2 separate regions of the Homo sapiens genome follow, and region 2 is linked to region 1. Evidence: chromatin loops called from intact Hi-C (ENCODE). Cell type or tissue: mammary epithelial cell. All regions are shown on one strand. Links, peaks and the distances in the headings refer to the core of each region. The heading gives the core; the rest is flanking DNA.

Evidence for each region. Hi-C counts contacts between places; a loop is a spot of excess contacts. Peaks named below come from ENCODE experiments on the same cell type or tissue, not always from the same donor. Only the 100,000 strongest peaks of a DNase experiment are listed, where the experiment ranks them.
Region 2: a loop joins it to region 1, with 6 times the contacts of the local background. A loop is called at or near these places in 2 of 110 quality-filtered maps.

Annotation. Positions count from the first base shown.
Region 1 is chr6:157,752,189-157,760,519 of GRCh38, forward strand. No RefSeq gene overlaps it. Among named protein-coding and RNA genes, the nearest start is that of SNX9, 67 kb to the right of the region's middle. RefSeq lists silencers at 609-903, 3,129-3,423. In mammary epithelial cell, for the core only: a CTCF peak has its summit at 4,655 (motif pointing right); DNase peaks (open chromatin) are centred at 1,313 and 4,653.
Region 2 is chr6:157,639,741-157,648,071 of GRCh38, forward strand. It overlaps ZDHHC14 (zDHHC palmitoyltransferase 14), which reads left to right. Exons shown (of 9, transcript NM_024630.3): 6 at 5,997-6,099; 7 at 7,519-7,628. Among named protein-coding and RNA genes, the nearest start is that of MIR3692, 110 kb to the left of the region's middle. RefSeq lists enhancers at 5,881-6,381, 8,276-8,331. In mammary epithelial cell, for the core only: a CTCF peak has its summit at 4,829; no DNase peak of the experiment used is centred there.

The sequences.
Region 1 (8,331 bases), core at 124-8,123:
TCAAAAAAAAAAAAATTAACAGGATTGAAGGGGTGGCCTGCCCCTCCACACCTGTGGTTGTTTCTCGTCGGGTGGGACGAGAGACTGAGAAAAGAAAGAGACACAGAGACAAAGTATAGAGAAAGAAAAGTGGGCCGAGGGGACTGGCACTCAGCATATGGAGGATCTGCGCAGGCACCAGTCTCTGAGTTCCCTCAGTATTTATTGATCATTATCTCTACCATCTCAGACAGGGGGATGTGGCAGGACAATAGGGTAATAGTGGGGAGAGGGTCAGCAGGAAAACATGTGGACAAATGTCTCTGTGTCATAAACAAGGTTAAGAAAAAGTGCTGGGCTTTGATGTGCACATACAAAAACATCTCGGTGCATTAAAGAGCAGTATTGCTGCCAGCATGTCTCACCTCCAGCCCTAAGATGTTTTTCTCCTATCTCAGTAGATGGAATATACAATCGGGTTTTACACCGAGACATTCCATTGCCCAGGGACGAACATGAGATAGATGCCTTCCTCTTATCTCAACTGCAAAGAAGCCTTCCTCTTCTACTAATCCTCCTCAGCACAGACCCTTTACGGGTGTCGGGCTGGGGGACGGTCACGTCTTTCCCTTCCCATGAGGCCATATTTCAGACTATCACATGGGGAGAAACCTTGGACAATACCTGGCTTTCCTAGGCAGAGGTCCCTGCGGCCTTCCGCAGTGTCTTGTGTCCCTGGGTACTTGAGATTAGGGAGTGGTGATGACTTTTAACAAGCATGCTGCCTTGAAGCATTTGTTTAACAAAGCACATCCTGCATAGCCCTAAATCCATTAAACCTTGAGTCGACACAGCCCATGTTTCTGCGAGCACAGGGTTGGGGGTAGGGTTACAGATTAACAGCATCTCAAGGCAGAAGAATTTTTCTTAGTACAGAACAAAATGGAGTCTCTTATGTCTACTTCTTTCTATATAGACAAAGTAACAGTCTGATCTCTCTTTCTTTTCTCCACACAGGATAGATCTTATGTTAAGTGTTCTTGCCATAGTTTTCTTTTTAGTGGCAAAAAAAAAAAAAAAAAAGAGGGAGTACAGCAGCTGTGAATAGAGATTATAGATAATTATGGATTCTTGTTTAGCATGCTTTCAGATTGAACTCATTATGGTCTAACCAAGGGGATTTAGTCTCATATAAAAAGAAGTTCACAGGTAGAGCAGTTTCAGGGCTAATTCAGTAACTCAAAAAGGTACTTCCATTTCTTCAAGGATCCAAGTTGTTTACATTTCTTCAGTCTACCAGACTCAATAGACTTATTTTGCCTCGGGCTGTTTCCTTTCATCATCACAAGGTGGTTGCCAAATCCCGAGATTAAAAACAGCCATGGTTAAGTCCAGAGAAGAACAAGGATCTGTGTCTTTTTTTTCCCTCTATTTTCAAAGGAAGAGAAAAAAATCTTTCCACAAGCCTCCAGATTTCCCCCAGTGTCTAATTGGCCAGAACAGGTCACATATTCCCTCCTAAGCCAGTCACTGGGACCACCATAATTGCCTGGGGTCATCAAGATTCTGCTTCTGTAACCGCCCAAGGGGTTCACCTTGCCCCGCTGCCTAGACAGAGCCAATTCATCAAGACACGGGAATTGCAATAGAGAAAGAGTAATATACGCAGAGCCGGCTGTATGGGAGACTGGAGTTTTATTATTACTCAAATCAGTCTCCCTGATCATTGGGGAGCAGAGTTTTTAAAGATAATTTGGTGGGTGGGGGAAAGCCAGTAAGCCAGGAGTACTGGTTGGTCAGAGATGAAATCATGGGGAGTCAAAGCTGTCTTGTGCTGAATCAGTTCCTAGGTGGGAGCCACAAGATCAGGTGAGCCAGTTTATTGATGGGGTGGTGCCAGCTGATCCATCAAGTGCAGGGTCTGCAAATATATCTCAAGCACTGATTTCTAGGAGCAGTTTAGGGAGGGTCAGAATCTTGTAGCCTCCAGCTGCACGACTCCTAAATCATAATTTCTAATCTTGTGGCTAATGTTAGTCCTACAAAGGCAATCTAGTCTCCAAGCAAGAAGGAGGTCTGCTTTGGCAAAGAGCTATTAGTGTCTTTGTTTAAACTATAAACTAAGTTTCTCCCAAAGTTAGTTCAGCTTACGCCCAGGAATGAACACAGACAGCTTGGAGGTGAGAAGCAAGATGCAGTCGGTTAAGTTAGATCTCTCTCACTGTCTCAGTCATAATTTTGCAAAGGCAGTTTCACTTCTAGGACAGAAAATGGGAAGCACAGATAGGATAGAAACCTGGACAAGAGGAGGATTCTACTGGAAGGAAGCAGTTGGGTGGCTGCATTTTTTGGATGCTTCCTGTTTTGAGACATAAAAGTGCTTTGTTGAAGGTGGGTCTGTCTGACGTGCGTCACACATTGTATGAACTGAGCAACATGCATGTTGTGAGCGTGGACATCAGCACGTCCTAAGTCTGCTCTGTGCCTCTGAGTTTCGAGAGCAAAATTTCTGAGTGAGGGCTCTCCCTCTCACCTGTGCAGCTATCACAACCTCAAAGCATCCAAGACTATGGTCGGAATAGCAGTGCAGGTGTTACAGGAAAGGGGTCCTGATCCAGATCCCAAGAGAGGGTTCTTGGATCTTGTGCAAGAAAGAATTCAGGGTGAGTCCATAGAATAAAGTGAAAGCAAGTGTATTAAGAAAGTAAAGGAATAAAGAATGGCTACTCCATAGACAGAGCAGCCCCGAGGGCTGCTGGTTGCCCATTTTTATGGTTGTTTCTTGATGATATGCTAAACAAGGGGTGAATCTCATGTCTCCCCTTTTTAGACCATGCAGGGTAACTTCCTGACATTGCCATGGCACTTGTAAACTGTCATGGTGCAGGTGGGAGTGTAGCAGTGAGGACGACCAGAGGTCACTCTCGTGGCCATCTTGGTCTTGGTGAGATAGGGCCGGCTTCTTTACTGCAACCTGCTTTATCAGCAAGGTCTTTATGACCTGCATCTTGTGCTGACCTCTTATCTCATCTTGTGACTTAGAATGCCTTAACAGTCTGGGAATGCAGCCCAGTAGGTCTCCGCCTCATTTTACCCAGCTCTGTATTCAAGATGGAGTTGCTCTGGTTCGCATGCCTCTGACACCGGGAGAAATTCTCCCTCTCAGCCATCTCTTTCCTAGTGGCCTCTCTCAGCATCATATGTTAGTCACTCCTCCCTTCCTGGTAGGGAAGAGAATGCCTCCGGGTTAGAAAAACACCAGCTGAGAGTTTATAGACATTTCTCTTTGAACATGTGGAACAACAAAGACTACTGATAGACTGTTGGGCATAATTTTAGAATTTGCCTTATTTTGTCAAAGATTAAAGAAAGAAAAGGCCACTTTCCCACTATTCGATTTAACTCAGTCGGATTATACGGTGACAATGTCACTCACTGATTTAAGCTTGAATGTGAGAGATTTAAAAGCAATGGCTTGAAAGGAGTTGTTTTGCATCTTAAAAGAAACCACGACTTCAGAGTGATTTTGATTTTCCATTCCTACAAAGGAAGAAACGAAGCTAAATGCTTTTAATCCTAAAAGTGCCCTTTCAGAATTTCTGGGATCACGGTTGCAAGGCAGAAGTGGAGAACTACCCATTGGATGCCTCTCCAGGAGTCACATCTGTCTCCTCAGACTTTGATCTTCTCAGACATTGCTGGAGAGGCAGGGACAGAAAGTTCAGATGCTACGGAAAGACAGTGTGGGTCAGACCACACAGTGTTCCTTTGAAACTCCTGGCTTACTGGCTTTCCCCCACCCACCCATCAAGTGTGTCCTTTGAGGTGAGACATAACATCAGCTGACTAACAAGATGTTTGCCAGTAATCACATCTGATGACAGTAAATGTCAGTCTCCCAACACAATTTCTATTTTATTTCATTAATACCATCCTCAGTGGTTTGCTTGAAAGGGTTAAATTAGCTAGGCATGGTGGCTCATGCCTGTAATCCCTACACTTTGGGAGGCTGAGGTAAGCAGATCACTTGAGGTCAGGAGTTCAAGACCAGCCTGGGCAACATGGTGAAACCCTGTCTCTACAAAAAATACAAAAATTGGCTGGGCGTGGTGGCAAGTGCCTGTAGACCCAAGTACTTGGGGGGCTGAGGCAGGAGGATTGCTTGAACCCAGGAGGTGGAGGTTGCAGTGAGCTGTGATTGTTCCTCTGCACTCTGCACTCTAGCTGGGCAACAGAGTGAGACTCTGTCTAAAAAAAAAAAAAGAGTTAAATTGGAAAATGTATGTCTTGGTGCTCTGTAAATTGCGAAGCTCTACATAAGTATGATTCCCTGTCTTTATAAATTTGCAATCTGGTGTGCCATGTCTGGGGACAATAACTCCTTCATTGCTCCAGGCACAGAGTTCTGGATTGAGGTCCTGGCTTCTGCTTCTCCAAGATTATCCAAATTTCTTGCTCCTTGAAGGTGGACTTTGAGGACCAGCATCACTTGTGTACCCCATAGCTTCTAATGCAGCAAGCAGGGAATAGACACTCCAGCAAGCAAGTGAATAAGCAAAGAAAACCAGGCCCCCGAGACGCAGGCGGATCCCCAGGCGGATCCCCAGAGGCAACAGAGTCAAATATGCGGGAAAGAATCTGATTCCGGCCAGCAGAGGGCAGGAGCGAGAGGAAACTGGGCATCTCAGCAACAAAGCAGGCTGTGCCAACCTGCGGCCGAGGGCCAGATCGCAAGCCCCGGTGCAGAGAGGACGCCGGGAGAATCCAGCTAATTCTGACAGCCTTTCCCTTGGACTTTAGCTGTAATGTGTGTGTGTTCCATTATCTCACACATCACTGCACTGAATTCCACTTCAACTTCCACCCCCTCCCCCCACCAGGAGCTGGCAGTTAAGATATTTACCAAGATGGTGCTGCCTCTCTAGTAAAACTCAGGAGGATTAAAATAATAATAAACAAACCGAGAGAGGGAGTCCAGAAAAGTGGACTAGGAAGCACAACACAGAAGCAGCTTCAGCACTGGAAAATATTCAGTCGTAAGAATCACCATGCATTCCCTCAGTGCTTGGCAGCCACTTTCTCACTTGAGCCCCATACTCTTTGTATGAGGTATGGGGTGGCTACTTGTGGAGTGCTGTGTCTAAGTCACCCTGCATGGGAGAGGCAGCACCAGGATTCTAACTCAGGATCCTGGGGCCTTATCCACGGCACTCTGTTACCGGGGACACGCTCATTCACTCAACAAACCTTCACGGACTGCCCATCAGTTCTTGTGCCAGGTATACAGAAGGGAAGGACACGGTCCTGTCCTCCAAGAGCTCATCCTCCAAAAGAGCATGGATACTAATAAACAGTCACAGTTTGGTATGACATGGCCATGACAGAGAAGAGTCACCCAACGCAAACTGGGAGGGCCAGTGAACATTTCCAGGAGGAAGTGACAGAAGTTGCCCTGCTGATGACCTCAGTGGCACCATTCATTTTATCACTATGTACCAGAAAATTGTCATAATCTACAGTGACCTCAGATGTGCACAGGGCACCCTCCACCTCTTTGCAATGCCCCTTGCACAGCCATACTGGGAAGCTTGCAGCTGAACCAAGCTTTGAAGGATGACTAGGAGCAGGCAATCAAAGAAAGGAATAGGGGCTAGGGCTGGCGTCGGGTGGAGGGATTCTGGGTGAAGGGGTTGGCACCAGCATAGGGGGTAGGCCTGAGAAATGTCCCCACAGCTGGAGCGTAGGTCTCAGGAGGAATGGTAACAAGAAGACTAAGAAGCAGATGGGGAGGCCAGGAGTTTGAGGAGCTTGGGCAACATAGCAGGACCTCGTCTCCACAAAAAGAAATTAAAAATTAGCCGGCCATGGTGGTGCATGCCTGTAGTCCCACTTACTCAGGAGGCTGAGGCAGGAGGATCACTTGAGCCCAGGAGTTCAAAGTTACAGTGAGGTGTGATCTCACTGCTGCACTCCAGCCTCCAAGGTCTTCAGAGCAAGACCCTATCAAAAAAGAAAAGAAAAGAAAGAAGAAAGGAAGGAAGGAAAGAAGGAAAGAGAAAGAGAGAAAGAAAGAAAGAAAAAAGAGAGGAAGGAAGGAAAAAGAAAAGAAAGAAAAAAGAAGCAGATGAGGCCAGGTCACCTAAAAGGCCTTTTCTACCATGCCAAGGAGGCTAGATGTTACATGGAATGCTATGAGGGTCTTTGGGAGAATATTATACAGGGAAATGGCAATATCATAAATGTGATTTCAGAAATATCATTACTCTAGCAGCATGGAGAATGGATTCGAGAGCGGCAAGTCTGGGGATAGGAGAGCAGTGAGGAGCTTCCCGATGATCCCAGAGCAAAATGACAAGGGCCTGGGGAAAAGACACTCTTGGTGGGGGCAGAGGAAGGGGAGGCTTCCGGAGTTGGGCAGGAAGAAGAACAGATCAAATCTACCAACTAAACAATGGTAAGTGGGAGAGGTCAGGGGTAAGGATGACTGAAGGCTCTGGCTGGGGTCACTGGGCACATGGTGACACCATGTCCCCTGGATAAGCCCCATGAGGGTGGGACTGTGGCTGAGTCACAGCTGTATGGTCAGCACGTGTAGTGACTAGCAGGTAATGGGTGTCTGAGAAGTATTTATGGGGTGAACGCTAGCATGGATGCCTGCGTGAGCAAGACAGGTAGGGATGATGGAACCTGTTGAGTAGGAGACGCCTGAGAGATGGTCACAGGAAGCTGTGCAGCAGGAAGTTGCACAGATGAGACCTGAGTTCAACAGGGAGACCTGAACTGAAGGCAGGGATCTGGGAAGCAGCGGCATTCACGTTCCCAGTGAGGACAGTGGAAGAAGACCTCAGGTCCTGAAAAACACCAACAGCTGAAGGGCCAGCAGAGGAACCTGTGCCCTCAGAGAAGGTTTAAAATCATAGCAAGGAACAATGATGGTGTTGAGAGTTTCAAAAGACAGGAGTCTCTGGGAGGCCAAGTAGAATAAGGAGTGAAATTTACCTATTGAATTTGGCAACCTGGACGTCAGAAGTCACACGGCCCTGGCTGGTAGGAATTCTGAGTCATGCAGGCTGCGGGCAGGGGACCATGACATCTAGCTGAAGCCATGCAAAGATGGGGCCTGAGAGCCAAACCAGGCTGTGACATGCTAGAGCTGGCCCTGATGGGCCCAGGAGCACTCATGGTTAAATTTTCAGGAAATTTGCAAGCTGGTTGTTAAACACAGCCATTATTAAAAATTAAATGGGTCAGGCGCAGTGGTTTATGCCTGTAATCCCAACACTTTGGGAGGCTGAGGCTGGTGGATCACTTGAGGTCAGGAGTTTGAGGTCAGCATGGCCAATATGGTGAAACCCTGTCTCTAGTAAAAATACAAAAATTAGCTGGGCATGGTGGCGGGCGCCTGTAGTCCCAGCTACTCAAGAGGCTGAGGTGTGAGCTTTGAGTCCAGGTGGTTGAGGCTGAAGTGAGCCATGATCATGCCACTGCACTCTAGCCTGGGCAACAGAGGGAGACCCTGTCTCCAAATAAATATAGAAATAAATAAGAAAAATAAATAAAAGTTTAATGATATAAACTTACAAATTGAATAGATTATACTAAAAACAAAAGTAATAAACACTTAAAGCTCATCACTTCCTAGTGATCTACACTTTACTATTACCTATGCCATCAAAGTTTGTTTTTTTTGTTTGTTTGTTTGTTTTTTGTTTTCTTTTTTAGATGGAGTCTTGCTGTGTTTCCCAGCTGGAGTACAGTGGTGTGAACTTGGCTCACTGCAACTTCCACCTCCCAGGTTCAAGCAATTCCCCTGCCTCAGCCTCCCGAGTAGCTGGGACTACAGGCGTGCACCACCACACTGGCTAATTTTTTTTATCTTTTTTTCAGTAGAGATGGGGTTTCACCATGTTGGCCAGGATGGTCTCAATCTCCTGACCTCGTGATCTGCCCACCTTGGCCTCCCAAAATGCTGGGATTACAGGCGTGAGCCACCACGCCCGGGCCATCAAGGTTATTTACATCTGCGTGTCTGAGTGGAGGAAGCATTATATAACCCTGTTCTGCTGCACATCTCTTTCCACCTCTGCGTTCAGTGACTTCTTACTGACAGCTGGAAATTGGCCATGGGGGCAGTATTTACACCACAGAAATTGGCAAATGTACATTTCAGGACTCTTCTTCCAGAGAGCCTGTTGTGCACATTTACTAGCACACCATTAAAACCAGGCCACAGGGTGTCACCATCCACATTTCTCCCCCAGAGAGTGTCCAAAGGTTCAAATCGCAAAGTAGGGAGCTCAAGTCTGAGCCAGAGTGGCCTCTATCTCAATCAGTCTGGTGAGGCTGGTATAG
Region 2 (8,331 bases), core at 32-8,031, 110 kb before region 1:
GTGAGGGCGGAGGAGTAGGAGCGTTCTGCCAAGAGTGCCTGGGGGAAAGGGTTGCGCTGGAAGGGGGATACAGCTAGTGCCAATTTGGGGAGCCGTGGTGAGTTCTGTCTAAGATATGTTTACAAAAAGAATCTAAAAGATAACACACATGAGTCTCCCCATTGGCCTAGAGTGACCTGAAGGTCCTTTCTTTAGTTGCCTGCATGTAATGTGGAAGGAGGGAAAAATCAGCTGCTTATCAATGAGAATGTCGCAGCCTCATAGGAAATGTTACCTGTCAGGTGCCTGTCCGGGAAGCCATGTGGTGATGCCGCCTTGGCTTCTCCGATTCGCGGAGGCCAAAACCCTCAGAAACACCTGCTGGGGAGCCACAGGGGCCCTGGGCCTCCCTGAGGAAGACCCCAAAAGGGGAAGCCCTGCCTATCAACACTCATTTCAATGTAATGTAGCATTAACATCCAATTAAAGGGATTACAGCCATTTTTAATCATGACTTATTGTTCAGCTCTCTTAAAATGTGGAGAGTTTTTTGTGGTTGGTAAATCAAATGTTGATTGATTCTCCATTTGCAGAGGCTGTGACAGAAAGCGTTTTCATCCCCAAGTTGCATTCACTGGACACTGACCCATCTGAAAGGCACAGTGGCCTAATACACATGGTCTGTTTTAATGGAATTTTCTAGGAGGCTCCAGGTTGGCCCACAGAAAGGACACCACAACGGGAAAATCACGAAGGCAGCACAGGTCTTTTCCAACTTGTCCATCCTGATACCTGCTGATCCTGAGAGGGACCCCAGAAAGTAGGTAGGACAGGTGTCCTTAGGCTGCTTCCAGCTGCAGCTGTGCTGAGAAGTGAATGACTTACTCAGGGGTGTCCAGAGCTGGAGCCCAGTTCTCCCAACTACCACCCTCCCTCCCACCAGGGGACTGAGATACTTCCTGCTACCCCTAACCAGCCCCACTGAGGGAGGGTCAGGAAGAAAAAGCATCAGATTGTGTCTCATAAGACCACAAGGTGGGAAGGAGGTTGTTTGCTTTTTCAAAGCACCCAAGTCCTACGAGAATATGTTCTCGTTGTAAAAAATCCCCAATGGTCCAGAAATACAAGAGCAAAAAGAAAGTGTTTCTCTTGACCCTTCCTCCGTTCTGCTGTAGGAACCCTTGCCAGCTTTGGTGTGTCCTTCCAGATGGTCTTAGAGTTTGAATACATCCGTGTGCATCATACACATATGCTGATACGGGGGTGGGAGGACTTTACCTAAAAAGGACTCTTTTTTTTGCATGGTTCCACAATTTGACTTTTTAAAATATTTCCTGGAGATGTTTCCATGATGATACATAGATCTACCTCATTTTTTTAACTATTTCGTAGAATTCCACAGTGTAGATGAACTATAGTTTAGTCTTCTGTTGATGGATATTAGATTTAATTTTTTTTACTGTTCAAGAAATGAAGTAGTGAATTTTCTTCTGTGTATCTCTATGTGCACATATTACTGTGTCTCTAGGGTTGACAATGGGTGTGCCATCTCTGAGTTGAAGGGAAGCACATTTAAATGTCGATAGGGATGCCAAATGCTCCTCTTAAGACACTGGACAAGTCTGTGCTCCTGTGTCCCCACACCTTTATGGCACTGGCTGTGAACAGTCTTGTCATTTTGGCCAATTCGATGAAAAGAAAAATATTACACTGTTTTAATTTCCATTTTCTGGATAATAGATTGTACCTCTCTTTATGTTCATGGGCCTTATTTTTTCTTATCACAATGTATGCCAGTACATGTCCATGTATCAGTTGAGTTATTTGTTCTTTTTCTACGAACATGTAGGGGTTCTTTATGTTTCTCAAAAATAATAATAATAATAATCTCTTAAGCATCCTTTGCCAATCTCCAAATCCAACATTTACCTTTTAACTTTACTTTTTTACACGGAAGTGTTTATTAATGAACACAATCTGTCAATCTCATACTACGTGGCTCCTCGGTTTGTGTCTTATATCCTTACCCCAAAGTTACATGAATGTTGCCTTAATCTTCCTCAAATACCTTTATATTGTGTTTCTTACGTTTGGTGCAGTAATTTATCTATCAGATAATTTTGTGGATGTGGTGCAAGCTGAAGTTCTAGCTTTATTTTTTTCTAAATGTTTAATGAAGTGTCCCAACTCCACTTACTATTTCATTATTCTGTTCCAGCAAGTCTCAAACTTTTTGGTCTCAAGACTCCTTTACACATTGAAAAATTATTAAGGACCGCCAAAGAGCTTTTGTGTATATTTTGAAGATAGATAGATAGATAGATAGATAGATAGATAGATAGATAGATAGTTATCATGTTGGAAATTAGAACTAAAAAAATTTTAAAACACAAGAATGCACAAGCCCACATTGTATTTGAATGAGAGCAAGGACATCATCTCCCTGGCCATTCTGGAATCCGGGAATTCTGGACATGTAACATATGTGGTCCCATGATCTCTCACCTTTTGTGATCCTCCAAATACTGACGCATCCTAACCATTCTGCCTCCTGCACAACCTTCTTCCCTTACGTACCTTCCTGCTGCAAACAGAGCCCCTATTCCCTTAGGGCAGGAAGCTGGTCCTTCCCTGCCCTGTCCTGTCCCCAGTGCAGGGCTGGGTGCATAGAAGGACACAGAGCCTGCACTTCTGGGATTAGGCAGGAACTCGAGAGAAGGGTCTCTGCAGAGCAGTGCTTGTCAGAGTTTTTCAATTCCACAAACGTTTAGTGAGTACCGCAGTGTGCAACCTCTTAGGCTAGGGCTGTGGGGAATGTAAAGCCATCCTTCTGGCCACAACGGGGACAAACTTTCTTAGCAGGGGTTGTGGGGGAGACAGAGGTGCAGTGGTAGCTGCTATGATTTGAAACCCATCCTCGATGCAGTAAACAAAGTCCCAGCTGCTTATGAAATTGGCTTCCAGTAGAATTGGGTTGTTTCCTCTCCTTTCTCTTTCTAAAAAAAGACGGTAAATGGGTTTTGATACCTTTAAAAGAAATTTCTGTTTCTTGACCTTATTATGGCATAGATATTTTCAGCATATAGCCAGTGGGCCAGTAAGGAATGTGTGTCTGTATATCTGTATCTGAGTCTGAGAGTGGATGTGAAAGGGAACAAACCATGTCAGCTGCCACAGGTTCGCGAATCCTGGAGAAGCAGGGGGTTGGGGTAGGTCTAGGGCCACCTGCCCCTTGGCAAGAATTAGGAAGGGGACCAGCCTAAGACTCTTCTGTCATCCCAGCAGAGCAGACTTCCGGCATTCAAGTCCTAGCTCTGCTATTTCTCAAGCAAATTACTTCATTGCTTTCTGCCTCAGTTTCCCTGTGTGTTAAGAGGGAGTCATGCTTCTCCCTGGGTCACTCTGAGGTTTAAGCAGAACAGGACCTGACACACCCCAGTGATGCCAGCCATTGTTATGAATGATGATGCTGACGGTTCCTTGAGACCTCCTGAGTCAGCTGGGTCCCAGGGTGTGGGTAGTGCCAGCAGGCTGCATCTTGCATCTCGCATCCTACTTTGGATTCATGTCATTTTGACACAGCTGCAAGCTGACAGTGGAACTGCATTCTGCAATTTACAAAATGTGTCTAAAGCACATGAGATATTAATAGAAAAGCTGGCCGGGCATGGTGGCTCACACCTGTAATCCCAGCACTTTGGGAGGATCACCTGAGGTCAGGAGTCCGAGACCAGCCTGGCCAACATGGTGAAACCCCGTCTCTACTAAAAATACAAAACTTAGCCATGCATGGTGGTGGGCACCTGTAATCCCAGCTACTCGGGAGGCTGAGGCAGCAGAATCACTTGAACCTGGGAGGCGGAGGTTGCAGTGAGCTGAGATCATGCCACTGTACTCCAGCCTGGGCAACAAAAGCAAAACTTCATCTCAAATATATATATATATATATATATATATGCTGTATTTTTTTATTGTTGCTATAAACCTTTAGAATTCTATATCCGCTGGCTATGATGCCTCCCGATGAGGGTAAGGAGCATAGTTGACATTGTCAAAGGAGCTGCAGCCACTTTCAGTCTGGGATTGTCACTGCTCGTACATGCCAGGTTTCATATGGTTCATACATAGGAATGTTATATGCATTTTGACTTTGCCATCATTCTACCTGGGTCGTAAACTCTTGGTGACACATAAGTATTTCTAGGATTGCAGTTTGGTTCTTCATGTATTATTCAGTAAATAAATCTGGTTCTGTTCTTGATTCTTTTCTACCCTGGCTATTTCTTGTTTCCGTTCCATGTGTCCCCTCCTCTTTCTGTCTCTTGTCTTCCTTGTAGCTGATCCAAACCCATCACTAGTGTCTAATGTCATCTCCCTCTCACACACCCCAGCTTTCCTGACTCAGTCTTCCCACTGGCTCCCGCATTGTGTTCCCTGGACTCTACTTCACCTCTTCTTTCCAGCCAGTGCATGGCCTGAATCCCAGGGGAGTTGCCTCCCAAGTCTGTCCCCTCCTGGCAGGGGGGATGTGGGTGGAGAGAGGGGCCTCTTTAGCCCCGTTCTGTGGGAAGGCAGTTGAGAATGAGACCATCTTTGCTGCCTGGGCCACCATCCATGTGTCCCCATGTGCACACAGAGCCCCCACTGTAGCCATTTGCCCAGCAGGGGTTGCCTAGGCTGGCAGCAGCTGTGGGTAGGGGGTCTGCCTTCCTGTGTCTCTCTGGTTCCCTACCACTCCCCGCTACCGTCTCCTTCTAGAGCAGACCCAGTGGTTTAGTGCGATGTTGAAAGTCAGTCAACAGGCAGAAGCCCATTCACTCCTGTTTTGTGTGCAGCCTTGTATGCCCAGATGGTGGCATCGGTTAACCATGGCACAGCAGACCACGGCACCGCACTGGGTAATGTGCTCAGCCCTCTGGTCTAAAGATGAATTATCTCCAGCCTGGAGAAGATCATCACTGACATGTTCCAGCATGATGTATATGGCATTCATCCTCGGAAACATTAGGAGAGCAGGCGCGTTTCTTTCTCCATCCTGTAATGTATCGATAGCGGATGCCAGATGTATGTGTAAACTCCCAGACCCAGGATGAATGGATTTTTCCCCCTGAGAAATATCTGTATCCTGTAAATAGAATGTTATAAACATTTGTGGGACAGAAAAAGTCTCTGGCCTTTTCACATTGCCACACTCTCGGGTGATGGATCTGATCTGCTGAAGAGCACCAAGCTTTTTCCCTTTGTGTTGGACACGTCTTGTGGAACTCTTGACTTCCTCTCTCTCTATGTCCTGCGAGAACTCGTGGTTCCCAGCTGCCTATCAAGCAGCTGAGGATGGCCTTATAGGTCAGGGGTTGGCTGAAGGGCTGAGAAAACTCCCCCAGGTAAAAATACCCCTCACCCTGACGTCACTCCGAGAAATCCCACCGCCGGTTCAGGGGCTTATTTTTCCTTCTTCCCCTTCTCTGTAAGCAGAGAAGAGGCCGTCCACTAAAGCAGAGGGCTTTCTGGGCCTCAGAAGCCATTCTCCTCAGGGGAGACGCCTGTTGGCACTGCAGTCCTCAGCATTCAGAAGCCAAAATTAGAGTCTGTGATTGATGTGCGAGTCAATATGTCGTCCTTTCACCCAGAGCCTGAGCTGCAGCCAACTCAAACCAGTGTGCTTCCTGATCAGGATGCCACAGTCGCTGGCTCCACAGTGAGGCACAGAAAAAGGTGAAGTTCAAGTAGAAGTCAGAGGAAAGAAGTGAGTAGGTGATGCCCAGGAAACCCTCCAGGCATCACGGAGCCACAGAGGCTGCTCCACGCCGGGGCAGGTGACACCCCCTGCCCTGACGGAGGCCTCCATCTGGTTAGACGAAATTCCCGGAAGAGCAGGAAGCAAGGCAAGGCCGGGTGAGAGAGAGGCCAGCAACTAGAGAGAGGCCTGTGCCCGGGGGTGTTTCGGTTCCAGGCCTCCATCACATCCACTTCTTGCGCGGTCCCTCACTTCCGCTTGCCTCCTTGACTCGCATCACCGTCCTGGAGGCTGTGGTGTGCTTCTTCTCTGTCTGGTCCATCGTTGGCCTCTCAGGATTCCACACCTACTTGATCAGCTCCAACCAGACAACAAATGAGGACGTAAGTTCCTGACCACACGGGACACGGGCGTGTTCTTGGGTTTTGGGCAATGGAGGAGAAAAAGGAAAGAAAAGGTTGAGCCCAGCTTTTCCCATACATCCCGTTCCAGATGTGAGCCCTTGGGAACAGAGACGGTGCCGTGGAAACTTCTCCACCTGCCGTTCTGCACGTTTCTCTTCTGGGAATCTCCACGTTCTCTGTTTTTCCGACCACATCCATTAGTTACTAAGATTGGCCAAGCAACACCCATTTCTGGCCCTGAAGAGAGTGTTCTTTGTATTCCTTTGAAATGGTTTCGTAAGCTTCTTATCACACTTCCCCTGGTAGAGACCATGGCGGGCCAACATCTTGGAGTGAACGTTTGAGTCTGCCTTTCATATTTAATGTCTCTGTGGGAGGAAATTGCCCTGACCCAAAATTTAACTTTTTTATTCAGGATTATCTGCCTGCACTTAATACAGATGGAGAGGAAGTATGAAAATAGGAAACAAGGCCGGGCGCGGTGGCTCATGCCTGTAATCCCAGCACTTCGGGAGGCCGAGGCAGGCGGATCACGAGGTCAGGAGATCGAGGCCATCCCGGCTAACACAGTGAAATCCCGTCTCCACTAAAAATACAAAAAAATGAGCCGGGTGTGGTGGCAGGCGCTTGTAATCCCAGCTATTCAGGAGGCTGAGACCAGAGAATCGCTTGAACCCAGGAGGCAGAGGTTGCAGTGAGCTGAGATAGCGCCACTGCACTCCAGCCTGGGTGACAGAGCGACACTCCATCTCAAAAAAAAAAAAAAAAAAGAGGAAACAAAATGTTAGAGAATGTTTCCAGAGCAGCGTGGTCCTCTTTGCTCTTTATACTTAGATTTTGATAGAAGTCTCTATCCACACTTGAATTAAATGTCTCAGGATAGGTCCAGTTACCTTAAACAAAAGCTTGAGAAAATAGGTTGTGATAAGACACATGAGATAAGAGAATATTAATACAGTTATTTGTACTTGGTAGCTACAAATATTAGAATATGCAAAACAGACCATTTTGGTCACAAGAAGAGGCTGAATTATTTCAGTCTGTAAATTAGCAATTAGGGGAACCATTTCACCTACCATTCATTTAATTATTATTTAGGGCACTAAATGTGAGTATGAAAAAAATCTCTGCTGGCTTATATGAGATGGCCTTTTAGTACCATGTGGTACAAATAAAAGATGACTGTCCCTGAGAATGTTATTCTTTCCCTATTCTAACCTGCTGTTTTAGGACATTTCCAAGTTTGGAGTAAATGCCCGTTTTCTTTAAGAAAAATACCTCCATTTCTTTGGATTAAAGATGATTTGCATTCTTTATGAGCCTCTCATGGTCCAGCTCACCTCAACTGTGCGTTGGTGTGGAAGATATTGCTTGTTACTGACTTTCCTTTTCTTTCAGATTAAAGGATCCTGGTCAAATAAAAGAGGTAAAGAAAATTACAATCCCTACAGCTACGGAAATATCTTTACCAACTGCTGTGTTGCCCTGTGTGGGCCCATCTCACCAAGGTAAGACTCAGGACGCATCGTGCTCTTCAACAGACCTTGGAAAACCGAATGCCTCGGCCGTTAGCACAGGCCGCCCGCCCTGGTGGAATGGGTCGCCGCCACCACGTGACCACTTTGTGCCGCGTGGATGTGGCCTTCGTGAAATCGAGATCTGGCTGTTTGTCGTGTCACACTTCACACCTTTTTTGATCTTCAATTGAATCTGTGTCTGATTGGGGGGAAATTTCCTAAAGCCCAAAATAGAGAGACAGATGCCTGTGGCCCTGCTAATGACTGAGGCCCTGCTAATGACTGAAGGTGCGTGCAGGGAGCTGTGGTTAGCATCGTCAAGGAGACAGGACACATGTGCAGGAAGGAAGCAGCCAGAAGTCTGAGGAAACCAGTTTCGAAAGTTGATTTGCACACAATAGAAATGTTCATAGGGAGAAAGCCACATGGGCCGCAGTCGTTGATACTGTGGTCATGGTAATAATGACGATGACACGAACCATGGCAGTAGCTGACCTTTATTGAATCTGTGTTAAGCTCTGCTCTAAGTTCTTTATCTGCATTAGCCTTTCACAAGCTCACTCTGTACCTATAGGTAGGCACCGTTATATCCCATTCTATGGATGAGGAAAGTGAGGCACAGAGTTTAAATAATGTGCCCAAGATCACACAGCAAGTAAATGCCGGCTAGTCAGGACACACACCCAGGCCACCC